Linked DNA regions of Homo sapiens: region 2 is linked to region 1. A link is a loop called in an ENCODE intact Hi-C map of the cell type or tissue named here. Cell type or tissue: Caco-2. All regions are shown on one strand. Links, peaks and the distances in the headings refer to the core of each region. The heading gives the core; the rest is flanking DNA. Region 1 has its middle 290 kb from the start of LINC01549. Region 2 has its middle 350 kb from the start of MIR125B2.

Region 1 (8,345 bases), core at 202-8,201:
CAAACAACCATCGGAGAATATTATAAATACCTCTATAGACACAAACTAGAAAATCTAGAAGAAATGAATAAATTCACGGGCACATACACCTTCCCAATACTGAACCAGGTAGAAATGGAATTCCTGAACAGACCAAAAGTGTGTTTTCAAATTGAGGTAGTAATAAATAGCCTACTAACCTTAAAAAGCTCAGGGTAAGACAGATTCACAGCTGAAATTTACCAGAAGTGCAAAGAAGAGCTGATACCATCTCTACTGAAACTATTCCAAAGAAGTGAAGAAGAGGACTCATCCATAACTCATTCTATGAGATCAGCATCATCCTGGTACCAACCTGGCAGAGATACAACAAAATAAGAAAACTTCAGGCCAATATCCTTGATGAACATCAATTCAAAAAATCCAAAAAAATACTGGCAAACCAAATTCAGCATCAAAAAGTGTATTCACTATGAGTAAGTAGGATTCATCCCCTAGATGCTAGGTTGGTTCATCATATGCAAATCAATAAATGTGATTCATCACGTAAACAAAGGCAAAAAACTAAGACAAAAACCACATGATTATCTCAATAGATGCAGAAAAGTGTTTTGATAAAATTTAACATTCCTTCATTTTAAAAACTCTCAATAAACTAGGTAGTGATGGATCATACCTCAAAATAATGAGAGTCATCTGTGACAAACCCACAACCAGCACCATACTGACTGGGCAAATGCTGGAAGAACTCCCCTTGAAAGCCAGCACAAGACAAGGATGCCCTCTTTTACCACTCCTATTCAACATAGTATTGGAACTTCTGGCCAGGCAGTCAGCAAGAGAAAGAAATAAAAGGCAGTCAAACAGGAAGAGAGGCAGTCAAATTATTTCTGTTTGCAGATGACATAATCCTATATGTAGAAAACCCTGTAGTCTTGGCCCAAAAGCCTCTTAAGGTGATAAACAACTTCAGCAAAATCTCAAGATACAAAATCAATGTGCAAAATCACTAACATTCCTATACACCAACAACAGTTAAGCCAAGAGCCAAATCACGAACAAACTCGCATTCACAATTGCCACAAAAATAATAAAATACTTAGGAATACAGTGAACAGGAGAGGTGAACTACAAACCACTGCTTGAAGAAATCAGAGACGATACAAACAAATGGAAAAACATTCCATGCTCATGCATGGGAAGAATCAATAGCATTAAAATGACCATACTATCCAAAGCAATTTATACGTTCAATGGTACTTCCATTAAACTACCATTGACAGTCTTCACAGAACTAGAAAAAAACTATTTTAAAATTCATATGGAACCAAAAGAGAGCCTGAATAGCCAATGCATCTGATATGGTTTGGCTGTGTCCCCACCAAAATCTCACCTTGAATTCCCACGTATTGTGGGAGGGACCTGGTGGGAGGTAATTGAATCACAGGGGCAGGTCTTTCCTGTGCTGTTCTCATGACAGTGAATAAGTCTCATGAGATCTGACAATTATATAAGGAGGTGTTTCCCTGCACAACCTTCTTCTCTTGTCTGCCACCATGTGAGACATGCCTTTCACCCTCCACCATGATTGTGAGGCCTCCCCAGCTACATGGAATTGTAAGTCCATTAAATTGCTTTCTTTTGAAAATTGCCCAGTCTCAGGTATGGCTTTATCAGCAGCATGAAAACAGACTAATATAGCATCCTAAGCTAAAAGAACAAAGCTGGAGGCATCACTCTACCCAACTTCAAACTAAAATTCAGCAAAGAATTCATCAGGTCCCAGGCTTTTCTTTGCTGTGATACAGTCTTTTATGGTTTAAATCTGTTATTTGTTATTGGTCTATTTATGTGTTTTTTTTGTTTTGTTTTGTTTTTTGAGATGGAGTTTTACTCTGTTGCCCAGGCTGGAGTGCAGTGGTGCAAATTCAGCTCACTACAGTCTCTGCCTCCTACATGAAAGAGATTCTCCTGCCTCCGCCTCTTGAGTAGCTGGGATTACAATTGCATGTCACCATGCTTGTCTAATTTTTTGTGTGTGTTTTTACTAGAGATGGGGTTTCACTATGTTGGCCAGGCTGGTCTCAAACTCTGGCCCTCAAGTGATCCACCTACCTTGGTCTCGCAAAAGTGCTGGGATTACAGGCATGAGCCACCGTGCCCAGCCTCTATTTATGCTTCAAATTTCTTCATGGCTTACTCTTGGTAGGCAGACATCTATGTCTAAGAATTTCTCTATCTATTCTAGATTCTCTGTATTTTGCTCTGACTTTATTTATTTGGGCCATCTCTGTTCTTAATTTGTCTGCTAAAGGCTTGTCAGTTTTATCTTTTCAAAAAACCAATATTTTATTGCATTGGCCTTTTGTATTGTTTTTTCATTTCAATTTCATTTATTTCTGATTGATCTTTATTATTTGCTTTCTTCTACAAATTTGGGGTTTAATTTGCTCTTGCTTTTCTAGTTCTTTAAGATGCACCATTAGATAGTTAATTTGAAGTTTTTATACTTTTTTGATGTAGGCACTTATAGGCTTAAAATTTACTCTTTGCACCCTAAAACTTAAAGTATAATAAAAAAAAATTACTCTTTGTACTTCTGTTGCTGTATGCCACACATTTTGATATGTTGTGCTTCCATTGTTATTTGCTTAAAAACGTTTTAAAATTTTCTGTTTATTTATTCATTAACCCACTGGTCATTCAGAAACATATTGTGTAATTTCTATATTTTGGTATAGTCTCCAAAATCCCCCTTGTTATTGACCTCTAGATTGACTCTTTTGTGGGCAAAGAAGATACTTGATGTAACTTCAATTTTTTTGAAATTTTTAAGACTTGTTTTGTGGCATAACCTATGGTCTAGCCTCAAGAATGATCAATGTGCTGAGGAGAAGAATGTGTATTCTGCTGCCATTGGTTGAAATGTTCTGTGCATATCTATGAGGTCCATTTGGTTTACAGTGCAGATTAGGTCCAATATTTCTTTGTTGATTTTGTGTCTGGATAATCTGTCCATTGTTGAAAGTGTGGTGTTGAAACTTCTAGCTATTATTGTATTTGGGTCTCTCTCTCTCTTTAGCTCTAATCCAATTAGCATTATATATCTAGGTGCTTCCGTATTGTGTGCGTATTATATTTACAATTGTATATATTCTTGTTGAATTGGCCACTTATCATTATATAATGACCTTCTTTGTCTCTTTTTATGGTTTTTGTCTTGAAACATATTGTGTTCCATGTAAGTATAATGACCCTTGCTCTTTTTTGGTTTCCATTTGCATGTGATATCTTTTTCTGTTTATTTTCAGTCTACGTGTGTCTTTATAGGTGAAGTTTGTTTCTTGTTGCCAACATATCATCAGGCATTTTTTTTAAAAAATTCATTCAGCCACTCTAAGTCTTTTGATTGGAGAGTTTAGTCCATTTACATTCAATATTATTATTTATAAGTAAGAATTTAACTCTGCCATTTTGTTATTTGTTTTCTGCTTGCTTTGTGATCTTTTCTTTCTTCTTTCCTTATTTTCTGTCTTCCTGTTAGTGAAAGCGATTTTTGCTGGTGGTTTTAATGTCTTGCTTTTTATATTTTGTGTATCTGTTGTATGTTTTTTAATTTGAGATTACCCTGAGACTTGTGAATAATATCTTATCACTCATTATTTTAAACTAATGATGACACTGATTACAGGAACAAACAAACAAAGAAAAAAACTAACAAAAATAAAAACTCCACACTTCAGCTTTATCTCCTGGGTTTTTAAACTTTTGATTGTTTCTATTTATATCTTATTGTACTGCCTATGCCTTGAAACATTGTTGTAGTTATTATTTTTGATTGGTTCACATTTTAGTCTTTCTACTCAACATATAAGTAGTTTACACACCAGAATTACAGTGTTATGTTATTCTTCGTTTTTTGTGTACTTTCTATTACCAGTGAGTTTTGAACCTTCAGATGATTTCTTATTGCTCATTAATATCCTTTTTTTTCTGGATGAAGAATTCCCTTTAACATTGCTTATAGAACAGGTCTGGCATTGATTAAATCCTTCAGGTTTTTGTCTGGGAGAGTTTTTATTTCTCCTTCATGTTTGAAGAATATTTTTGCTGGTTGTACTATTCTAGGATAGGTTTTTTAATTCCTTCAGCTCTTTAACTATGTCATACCACTCTCTCCCAGCATGTAAAGTTTCCACTGAAAAGCCTGCTGGTAGATTTATTGGATCTCCTTTGTATGTTGTTTCTTTTATCTTGCTACTTTTAGGATCTTTTCTTTATTCTTGACCTCTGGGAGTTTAATTATCACATGTCTTGATGTAGTCTTATTTTGGTAAAATCTGCTTTGTGTTCTATAACTTTCTTGTACTTTAATATTGATATCTTTTTCTAGGTTTGAGATGTTTTCTGTTATTATCCCTTTGAATAAACTTTCTACCCTGATCTCTCTCTCTCTATCTCCTCTTTAAGACCAATAACTTTTACATTTGCCCTTTTGAGGCTGTTTTCTAGATCATGTAGTTGTGTTTCATTCTTCTTTTTTTTTTGGCCTTCTCTGACTGGGCATTTCCAAATAGCCCATCTTCAAGACCACTAATTCTTTATTCTGCTTGATCAATTCTGTTCTTGAGAGACTTTGATGCATTCTTCAGTATGTCAATTACATTTTTCTGCTTCAGAATCTTTGCTTGGTTCTTATTAGTTATTTCCATTTCATTGTTAAATTTATCTGATAGGATTCTGAATTATTTCTCTGTGTTATTTTAGATATCATTGAGTTTCCTCAAAGCAGCTATTATCAGCTGGGTGCAGTGGCTCACACCTGTATTCCCAGCACTTTGGGAGGCCGAGGCAGGTAGATCACCTGAGGTCGGGAGTTCGAGACTAGCCTGACCAACATGGAGAAACCTCATCTCTACTAAAAATACAAAATTAGCCAGGCGTGATGGCACATGCCTGTAATCCCATGTACTCAGGAGGCTGAGGCAGGAGAATCACATGAACCCGGGAGGTGGAGATTGCGGTGAGCTGAGATCGCACCATTGCACTCCAGCCTGGGCAACAAGAGCAAAACTCTGTTTCCAAAAAAAAAAAAAAAAAAAAAAAAAAGCCAAAAAAACAAACAAAAAACAGCTATTTTGAATTCTCTGTCTGAAAGATCACATATCTCTCTCTCTCCAGAATTGGTGATGGTTGCCTTATTTAGTTTGTTTGGTGAGATCATATTTTCTCGAACGGCCTTGATGCCTTTGGATGCCTATCAATGTCTGGGGAGTTAGTAGTATTTATTGTAGTCTTTGCTGTACCAGTCCTTCTTTGGAAAGCTTTCCAGGTGTTTTGATGGGAATTGAACGTCTTGATCTATGTTTTCGGCCACCGGAGTCATTTCTGCATTAGAGGGCACTCCAAGCCCAATAATGCTATAGTTCTTGCAGAGTCATAAAATCCTACCTGGCATGCCAAAGCTGTCACAAACACAAAAATTAAGTATCTCAAGAAGAAATGTAAATAATGTTTTATGTTTATTCATTAATTTTCTATTTTTAAAAATGCTTTGGAGAAGCATCATTAAGATACTCCTCAAATGCTGAGGACTGCCAGAAGCAGCTAATATATACCCTGAAGACATGACTCATCACCCAATAAGGTGCTTGCTATTCTGTCCCCAGAATGCCATTATTTCTCAAATTTTAAAAGTCAATCTGGTATTGAAGAATACTTCTCAAATAGTAGCCACAAATAAATAAATAACTCCACTACTAGAATTAATGCAATGATAATAAATAATGGGTAATTTAAAGTCTACTTTGTAATGTGCTCACTGAATCTGTGTTTCATCTGTGACCAAAACAAACTAGAAATGTTTACTTAACGTAGCCACCTATTTTTCCCTTGTGCTTATCTTGTTTTATTTCAAGAGGGGAAATGTCAATGAGTAAACATGTAGCCTCATTAGCAAGACCTTATAACTTAATTTTATTTTATTTTTTGTTTTGTTTTTTCTTTATTGTGACTTAACTTATTAAGAGGAAATGAAGGCAACATTTATCTTCCTTAGTTTCTTCACCTGTAAAAATGAGAATGATGTTTCCGCAATATTAGATGTTATTGTCATCATCATCAATGTCATCATGATTGCCTTTACCTAAGTTCTTCACAAAGCATACCTGGAACACAGGGTTAAGGACAAATGCTTTATTCTAGTGTTTGACCCCAGAGATTAAACGAGAGTGACAGGGAAAGGAAGCAGAAACAGGAAAGAGGCAATGCAAAGATGTCTTCTTTAGTTGGCTACTGATAGAGGTGATTGGTTTCTTAAATTTTATAGGACTACCTGAGAAACAATATAATCTACACCTTGCAATCTCATGTAGGCAAGGTTTGGGTGGGGAGCATACATCTACTGGCTTCTGTCCTTGATTGCTTACTGTGTGCCCACATGGGGAGTTAACTCTTATTTACCCTCAGGTTGTGAAAATATGGACATCAAGCAGATCCCAGTGGGATCCTACCTGGAAAAGTCCAGAGTAAGGAGGGAGGAGGCACACAACACAGACCTGAGACAAAGTGTGGTCAAAAGTTACCTACAGGATGCTGGACATAGCTTATGCAGGACCGTTGTCCAGGTGCTGGAATAAAAGCCAGATGAAGCTAAAAGAATTCTACATGGTGCCTTAAAAGTAGTTGCTATACCTGTCATTATAATCATATGTAGTCATTCTTTACCTCTAGTTACCAGGGATTACCATTATTTCCAAAAAAAAAAAAAAAGTCACAGCAGATGATGGTCAAGTTGGTGTAAGTAAGGTTTTTTAGTAAAAGAAAGGCATAAGAAGTTTATTAGTTTTACACGTGCATGAGGATCTTTAATACTCCCTTTAACAAAACAAATTACTTTCTGTTATACACTCTTTGCTTTTATTGACATTTGGATAATCCTGTCCATTCCTGATTCTCAGGTTGATCTTACTATATGTTTTGTCTTCTTACTCAGAGCCACCATTTTTTTGCAAGAATCTTTTATGTCACTATTCAAACATTTTTTCTTCTTGATCTCTCTTTGTCCACAATGCCTCTGATATACAGTTGGTTCCACCTACTGCCACCTAATTGCTTTTACTGAAAGATAAATTTCATTCTGTCACTTTACTGCTCAAAACTCCACTTCTAGGTAAAAAAAATATAAGACCATCCTGAATCTGGCCTTAAGCAATGGAGTATATCTTTTTTTCTCTGGAAAACTCATAAAATTTCCCAAAATAGAATATTTTCTGTCTGTTTCACATGACTATTTTTTTTTTTAGCGAAATCCTAAGTTATTTCTCCTCCAGACACCTCAGAAATGCTGTGTTCACAAAACAGGTATGGTTTTTTTTTCTAGGCTGACTTTTGCTCTCCACTCTATAAAAATATAGATTGAGCACTTATCATAGATACCATTTATGTAGCAATCACAGACATACTGATTTATGACATATGTCTTATTACTACCTGTGCTATTATTTGAATAGTTGCTCTTATATTGAAAATTAATAAATTTAAGCCATTTCTTCTTCATGGGCAGGACCTATGACTTTCTTTTCTTAGTGCCTCCCACAACATGACAGTGTCTGGGTGTCTAATTTGATATTTCTTATGTCAGTGAATTCTAGGGTTTCTCAAACATGGCACCATTGACATTTGTGCTGGATAATTATTTGTTGTAGGGGGCTATCTTGTGCATTATAAGATATTTAGCAACACCCTTGGTCTCTATGTATGAGATTCCAGTAGTGCTAACATCCTGACCCGTGTTATCACAGCAAAAATGTCTTTAGACATTGTCAACTGCCCCTAGAGGGAGGGGGATGATTCACCCCTCATTTACAACCAGAGGCTTACATGAACAAAGGGTGAAATTCAGCATTTAGTGAAAGTTTAGTCTAAGAGAATCAGTATTTATTTCATTTAGATGTTAATTGACTCTACTTCTCTTGGTCAGACTTTATCAGGGTGCAAATGCTTCTTCTCTCTTCTATCCTCTACACAGGATTGAATATTTTTATTTTTATGCTTTCTTCACATCCGTTTTTCCCCTGGATCACCTACGTTTTCTTCATCAAGCTATATTTCATCCTGATTAAAACTCTATCACCTGCACGGAGTTGTTCACTAATAGCTACTGTTAGAGACAGATTAGAAGGGAATGGAAAACCCATTTCTAGTAGTATGTGTTAGATTGTCATTCCACATATCTAATCACCAAGTTCTAGCAGTTTTATTACCTAAATATCTTTCAAATCTTTTGACTTTACTCCATCCCTGTTTCAGTCCACCATCATGTCTCACTGAGATTGGTATCCTACTTGTTGGCTCTGTTACTTTCA
Region 2 (8,345 bases), core at 304-8,303, 200 kb after region 1:
TTAACATCTTTATTTCTTCTTCATGTTTGAATGATACTTTCACTGGTTATATTACTCTAGGGCAAAAATTTGTTTCTTCGGTGCTTTAAATATGTCATGCCACTCTGTTCTGGCCTGTAAGGTTTCCACTGAAAAGTCTGCTGCCAGACATAGTGAAGCTTCATTGTATGTTATTTTTTTCTTTTCTCCTCCTGCTTTTAGGATCCTTTCTTTATTCTTGATGTTTGGGAGTTTGATTATTAAATTCCATTAGGTAGTCTTCTTTGTGTTAAGTCTGCTTGGTATTCTATAACTTTCTTGTACCTGAATATTGACATCTTTTTGTAGGTTTGGGAGGTTCTGTTATTATCCCTCTGAATAAACTTTCTACCTCATCTCCCTGTACTTTTTCTTTAAGACCAATTTCTCTTAGATTTGTCCTTTTGAGGCTATTTTCTAGATCTTGTAGGTGTGCATCCTTATTTTTTATTATTTTTTCCCTTTGTCTCTTCTTACTGTGTATTGTCAAATAGCCTGTCTCTAGCTCACTAATTCATTTTTGTTTTGATCAATTCTGCTGCTAAGAGACTCTGATGCATTCTTCAGTGTGTCAATCGCATTTTCAACCTCAAAATTTCTGCTCGATTCCTTTTAATTATTTCAATCTGTTTGTTAAAATTATCTGATAGGATTCTGAATTTCTCCTCTGTGTTAGCTTGAATTTTGTTGAGTTTCCTCAAAGCAGCTATTTTGAATTCTCTTTTTGAAAGGTCACATACATATCTCTTTCTGTCTAGGATTGGTCCCTGGTGCCTTATTTAGTTCATCTTGTGAGGTCATGTTTTCCTAAATGGTCTTATTGCTTATGGATGTTATTGCTGTCTACGCAGTAGGAGTTAAATATTTATTTTAGTCTTGACAGTCTGGGCTTGTTTGTATCCATTTTTCCTGGGAAGGTTTCCAGGTATTTGAAGTGACTTGGGTGTTGTCTAGATTTTTGGTCACTGCAGCCACATCTGTGAAGTATAACATTGATGGTCTATGATAATATCTAGAGGAATTCTGTGGATTACCAGGCACAGAACCGTGTTATCTTCCCTTACTTTCTCCCAAACAAATGTTGTCTCTCTGTCTCTGTGATGAGCTGCCTGGAGCTGATGGAAAGGTGGAACCAGCACACCTGTGGCCACCACCACTAGGACTGCATTGTGGGAGAACTGAAGCTAGCACAATAATGGGTCTTGCTCACAGCCTACAGGAACCACTCCCTGGCTACTGGTTATGTTTAGTCAAGGCCCGAGGGTTCTGCAATCTGCAGGTGGCAAAGCCAATCAGGCTTGTGGGCTTCCCTTCAAGGTGGCGAGTTACCCCCAGTTCCAGGTGGGTCTAAAGAAGCTATCTGGGAGCCAGTATCTGGGAGTTGGAAATCTTAGGGATCCACTTAGTGCTCTATTCTGTGGCTGAGCTGGCACCCAGGTCATGAGTCAATGTCCTGTCCACTCTTTCTCTCCTTTCTGCAAGCAGAGGAGTCTCTCACCATGGCCACCACTGCCCCAGGGCCATGGACAAGTACTGCTTGGCTACTGGTAATGTTCACTCAAGGCCCAAGGGCTCTTCTGTCAGCTTTGGTGAATGCTTCCAGGACTGGGACTCTCCCTTCAGGACACCAGGCTCCCCTTTGGCCCCAGGCAGGTCTAGAAATGCCATCTAAGAGCCAAGGCCTGCAATCAAATATCCCAAGAGCCTGCTTGGTGCTCTACTTCCTTGTAGCCAAACCATACTTAAGCTTCAAGACAGAATTCCCTTTACTCTCCCCTCTCCTTTACTCAAGCAGAAGGAGTCTCTTCCCAGAGCCACCACAGCTGGGAATGTGCTGGGTCACACCTGAAGTTAGCAGCTCTCTGAGTCTCACCCAAGGACCAAGGACCATAGCAAATACCTGGGTTCCACTGCTGATTATTCAGTGCCCAAGGGCTCTTTAGTCAGCAGGTTGTAAATCCTGCCAGAACTGGGTCCTTCCCTTCAAGGCAGTGGTTTACCTTTTGGCCCAAGGTGCCTAGAAATGTCATCTGGGAGCTAGGGTCTGGAATAGGGGCCTCAGGACTCTGCCCAGTGTCCTATTCTACTGTAGCTGAGATGGTATCCAAGTTGCAAGATGAAGTCCGCCTTATTCTCTTTCTTCTCAAGTGGAGGGAAGGAGTGTCTTCTGGAGCTGCAAGTTATACTACCTGTGGCTGGGGTGGAGTGATGTAAGCATTCTCTCAGCCACTCTGGCTGGTGTTCCATTAGGTCATGTGCTTCTCAAGTCCACTGGCTCTGTGCCCAGCATAGCACCAGGACTTGCCCAGTATTTGCAGTTCTTGTGGCCTAGACTACCATTCAATTTTATTTAGGACCATAGAACACTTTGTCGTGAGGTGGTGGGGCTTGCCTGAATTCGTCTTCTGACATCTGGGATGGACAATTCCCCACTGGCTAGGGCAGGTCTAAATGCTCCCTCCATAGGCACTGGCTGCGTTGTGCCTGGTATTGCTTTCTGGGGTAAGAGGACAGCAGTGAGTTCCAATGCAAAGTCCCACGGTCTCTGCACTCTTCCTCCCCCAGGAAAACAGATTTTCTTTCTGTGCCATGTGGCCACCACTAGAGGCTGTGGGAGTGGTAGTGTTGGCAATTCAAGACTGTCTTACCCCTCTTCCATGCTTCTTTCAGTAACAAGAAGTTTAAGTCAGGTACTGTGATCACTCACCTGATTTTTGGTTGTTCTGAGGGTGCTTTCTTGTGTGGATAGTTGTTTAATTTGGTGTTCCTGCAGGGTAGACAATCAGTGAAGGCTTCTATTAGGCCATCTTGCTCCATCTCCTTTCCGGAATTCATTGTTTCTATAAAGTCACAAGTCATATTAGATAAGGATTCACCCTAATGGCCTCATTTTAACATAATTACCTGTTTAAAGGCTCTATCTCCAGTTAGAGACACATTCTGAGGTACTGGGAGTGAGGGCTTCAATATATGAACTGTGGAGTGACACAATTCAGCCCATAACTCTTGGTTATTGTCATTCAGAAACAAAAAGAGACTCATTTTGGAAGACACCATTGTTGAGGAATATAGCATTACAACGTAAAAGCAGTAACCGTGTGCAGTTAATCACTTTTGTTGTTGAAAAAGGAGAAAATCTTATGGCCTCATTCAGCATAGTTTTTATTTTTATTCCTGTTTTGGATAATATCAGTGTTAATACTTATCTTTGAACACAGTAGACAGTGATGTTGATAGTACTTGCATTTCTAAACAGTTAAATTTTTTTCAATATCACTCTACAATTTCTGAACTTTATTTTCCAAAGGTAAAATAAAAACCTCAAACTTTGTAAAAGCTAGGTTTTAAATTTATGTAATTGTAAGATGATAATAATATTTGTTTTCTTAATGTCCTTAAGATTTTTCTTCCTAACATAAATTCATCTACTTTACATAGTAGGTGAATTTATTTTTTTCTTTTTTTCCAATTTTGCTTTCTGCTAAGGCTTGATAGTAACAATTAACCATGGGTGGAATATGTTCACTAGCATGTCCTTCTGTTTAATTTTAGTCAACCTCTTCATTCTTGCTCAATAAGGCTTCTAGTCATTGTGAATTTACACTTTTATATTCGCTATAAAACACATTTCCAGACTTGGTAAATACTTAACTTCTATTCTTCTGCTTTTGGTTACCATGGATGACCCTTTATTTCCTTTTTTTTTTTTTTTTTTTTTTTTTAGAAAATAAGGCTCTTGTATGAAAGTTTCCTCTGTCCTACATTGTCTCAAAAGTTTTCTACTTTCATCCACTTCTTCCTTTTCTTTCTTTTTTTTTCTTTGAGACAGTCTCGCTCTGTCGCCCAGGCTGGAGTGCAGTGGCGCAGTCTCAGCTCACTGCAACCTCCGCCTCCTGGGTTCACGCCATTCTCCTGCCTCAGCCTCCCGAGTAGCTGGGACTACAGGCCCCCGCCACCACGCCTGGCTAATTTTTTTGTATTTTTAGTAGGGATGGGGTTTCACTGTGTTAGCCAGGATGGTCTCGATTTCCTGACCTCGTGATCCACCCGCCCCGACCTCCCAAAGTGCTGGGATTACAGGCGTGAGCCACTGCGCCCGGCCTTTTCCTTTTCTTAAAAATATTTCTTCAAGGAAGATATTCTATTTTTTCCTTTCCTGGTTTTTCTCCCAATTATATACATAATTTGGTTTGTTTTTATTTTTTGCTTATTTGGGGAACTTGTTCTTTCATAAATTCACTTTCTTGCTTCTGCTCTTCAATCTTACTCTCCTAGAGGTTTCCTTCCATTTGGAAGCAATCAGACTTAATTCTTCTATATGTTGTATATCTATCCATCTATCTAACATCAATCTATAATGTGTATATTTATGATCGCAACAATTTTTGGGTACATTCTAATAAGTATAAACATATTTCCTTTAATTCACACATAAATTTCATGAAGAGTTGGTCTAGTGCTTTCTATTCTTTCCTACTTTATTTTTACCAATGTATAGGATTTCTGGTTCCAAAATAGCAGTGTAGAAGAAAGCTGACTTAACCTACCCACCATAGAAAACCAAAAACAAATATGCAGCACTGAGATTATCACTGCCAATGTCTTGGAACTAAAATATGAGGAAGACACAGTTCCCAGAGCCAAAGAGAAGTGAAAAAACTCTGAGCAGATGGAAAGAGAATTGGAATTCTATATCCTTGATGCCTCTCCCTTCAATCTGACTGTAACCAAGTGCATAGAAATTTCCCCTTGTTCACAATTTATACACAGAAAAAGGTGAAATCAAGGCTAACAGCCAGCTTCCCCATCACCTTGGGATCCCTGAAAGGAAGTCTATTCCAGTATCAATCTACAGGAAGCATTGCAAGTGCCTAAAGGGAGAAATATCTCTGAAGACAGCCAGAGACAAGGTGGGGTGATAAGACTATCATCCTCAACCCTGGAAACTCTGATAGGTAACTTGGCCAAAGTTGACACCAAATCAGAATGGCTGTTCAGCGGCACTATACTATAGGAGGTATGTTCTGCAGGTTCTTAGGGCACAAACTCCTAACCAGCATTCCCACACTATTGGGACATTCCCTTTGGAACCCCTCCCACTTAAGATGAGCAGCCCTCCGACTGTTTACTAGAGTTGAGGCCAACCTGGGCTTAAGGTGCCACCTAGTGCTAAAAAGGAGGCAGCAACCCAGCAGGAAAAAAAAAGATGAGAAAGCAAACCAGCAGCTAATTATAAAAACATCTAAGGAAACATGTCCAATAAAAACCAAAATAAGCCGACAGAGAAGACTGGATTCAACAACTAATCCTTTAGTGCAAAAACGGTGATGTACACACACACACACACACACATCAGCAAAGAGGGAATCATGATCTTCCCAATGGACAAAGCAAGAAACCAGTGACTGACCCTAGTGGCTGTGATGCGTGAACTCTCTGAACAAGCATTCAAAAAAGCAGATTTAAGGAAACACAGTGATCTCCAAGATAGCACAGAAAAGCAACTTAGAAATTTATCAGAGAAATTTAATATAGATTGTAATTTTTAAAAATCAAACATACATCTTAGAAGTGAGAAATACATTTGCTAAACTGAAAATCTCACTAGAGGCCCTCAACAGCACAATGGAACAAGCAGAGGAAAGAATCAGTGAGCTGAAAAACAGGCTAATTGAAAATACATGAAGAAGAAAAAAGAAATATGAATGAAAAGAAATGAAGATCACCTAAAGACATAGAACATTACCTTAAGATACCAACTCTAAGAATTATTGGTGTTCAAAAGGAAATTAAGCCAGAATAATGGATAGAAAGCATATTCAAAGAAATAATAGAAAAGTTTCCAATACTTGAGAAAGACCTAAATATCCAAGTACAGGAAGCTCAGAGAACACCAAACAGACATGGACAAAAAAGACTACCCCAAGGTATATAATAATTGAACTCTCAAATGTCAAGGCAAAGAAATTATCCTAAAAGCAGCAAGAAAAAAATAAGCAAATAACATATGAAGGAGTTCCAATTTATCTGGCAACAGACTTCTCAACAGAAACCATATGAGCCAGTAGGAAGTGGGATGACATTATCATAGTGCTTAAAGAAAAAAACCTGCCATGCAAGAATATTATATGCAGCAAATTTTTATATCAAATATGGAGAAATAAAGTTTTACTCAGATAAACAAAAGCCGAGAGACTTTACCACTACCAACATGTCTTATGAGAAATGCTAGAGGGAGTTCTTCAATCTGAAGAAAAAACAAAACAAAACAGTAATGTGCAAAAAAAAAAAAAAATTTGAAGGTATAAAACCCCTGGTAAACTTAAGTACATTGACAAACCCAGAATACTCTACTAATTATAATTATGGTGTACAACCCACTCATAACTAGTATGAAGCCCAAAAGACATATCTATGAAAAAACAATTATAGCTATAACAACCTATTAAGAGATATCTGATATAGAAACATGTAAATTGAGACAACATGAAGTCAAAATGTTGAGGGACAGAGATGAAGTTAATGCATACAGTTTTTTTTCACTTGTTCTTTGTTTCTATTATTTGTGGTCTAAGATAATTTGTCATAGATTTAAACTAATTTGTTAATCTTTAAGATATTCTTTGTAGGCCTTATGGAAACCACACACACACACACATACAAAACTATAAAAGACACACTAGAAATAAAAAGGCAACAAATAAAATCTTACTACCAGAGAATATTACTTATCACATAAGAAGGTAGTAGGAAAGGAAAAAAGAAACAGAAGAGTAACAAAACAACAGGAAAATAAGCAACAAAATGTCAATAGTAAGTTCTTACTTATCAATAATAATACTGAATTCAAATGGACTAAATTCTCCAGTTAAATGGCATTGAGTGGCAGAATGGGTAAAAAACAAAAACAAAAGCAAAAAAAAAAAAAAAACAAGACCCACCTATATGCTGCCTATAAGAAGCCCACTTTACCTATAAAGACACGCACAGACTGAGAGTGAAGAGGTGGAGAAAGATTGGTTTCCATGCAACCGGAAACCAAAAAAGAGCAGGAATAACTATTTGTAGATCAAATAAAATAAACTACAAGTCAAAGACTGTAAAAAGATACAAAGATATAAAGAATCCTACTCAATAATGATAAAGGGGTCAATTCAGTGAGAGAATATAACAATTGTAAATATATATGCACCTAACACCAGAGCACCCAAGTATATAAAGCAAGCATTAATAGATCTAAAGGGAGAGATAGAGTGCTATACAATAACAGTAAGAGACTTCAACACCCCATTCTCAGTTACAGACATATCACTCAGACAGAAAATCAACAAAGAAATATGAGTTAAAAACTTCACATATGACCAAAGAAGTCTAACCGACATTTACAGAATATTTCACCCAACAGCTACAGAATACACATTCTTTTCATCAGCACATGAAACATTCTCAAGAATAAATAATCTCTTAGACCACAAAATGAGTCTCAACAAGTAGAAATCATATTAGTGTCTTTTCTGACCACAGTGATAAAACCAGAGATCAGTGGAGAAGCAGAACCTTGGAAATTACACAAACGTGGAAATTTAAAAACACGCTCCTAGATGACTATTGGTCAAAAAAAAATACTAAGAAGGAAGTTCTAAAAAATTTTGAAACAAATGAAAATGGAAATATAACGTACCAAAATCTATGGGATACAGCAAAAGCAGTTCAGAGAGGAGAGTTTATAGCAATAAATGCCTATATAGAAAAAAGTAAAAATACTTAGAATGAACAACCAAATGATGCACGCTAAGGAAGTAGACAAGCAAGAACAAACCAAACACCTAATTAGTAGGAGAAATGAAATAATAAGGATTAGAGAAGAAATAAATGAGATTGAGACTAAAATAATACACAAGATCAAAATAAAAAGAAGTTGGATTTTTTGAAAAGATTAACAAAATTAACAAACCCTGAGGTAGACTAATAAAAAATGAGAAGACTGAAATAAATCAGAAATAAAAAACGACACATACCAACTGAGACAACAGAAATACAAAGAATCATTAAAAATTATTACAAATAATTATATGCCAAAAAATGGGAAAACCTAGAGAAAATGGATAAATTCCTGGACACATACAAGCACCCAAGATTGAACCACAAAGAAGCATGAAATTGCAACAATCCAATAATGAGTAACAATATCAAAGCTGTAATAAAAATTATTCTATCAAAGAGAATCCCTGGACCTGATAGATTCACTGCCAAATTCTACCAAATATTTAAAAAATAATTAATGCCATTTATCCTCAAAGTCTTCAAAAATATTGAAGAGAATGGAA

What was found. A loop is a pair of places that touch in the nucleus more often than their neighbours do. Peaks named below come from ENCODE experiments on the same cell type or tissue, not always from the same donor. Only the 100,000 strongest peaks of a DNase experiment are listed, where the experiment ranks them.
Region 2: it touches region 1 in a loop (12-fold over the local background); 2 of 110 quality-filtered maps call a loop at or near these places.

What each region holds. Positions count from the first base shown.
Region 1 is chr21:17,143,673-17,152,017 of GRCh38, reverse strand. No RefSeq gene overlaps it. Among named protein-coding and RNA genes, the nearest start is that of LINC01549, 290 kb to the left of the region's middle. In Caco-2, for the core only: no CTCF peak of the experiment used is centred there; no DNase peak of the experiment used is centred there.
Region 2 is chr21:16,939,718-16,948,062 of GRCh38, reverse strand. No RefSeq gene overlaps it. Among named protein-coding and RNA genes, the nearest start is that of MIR125B2, 350 kb to the right of the region's middle. In Caco-2, for the core only: a CTCF peak has its summit at 5,178 (motif pointing left); a DNase peak (open chromatin) is centred at 5,142.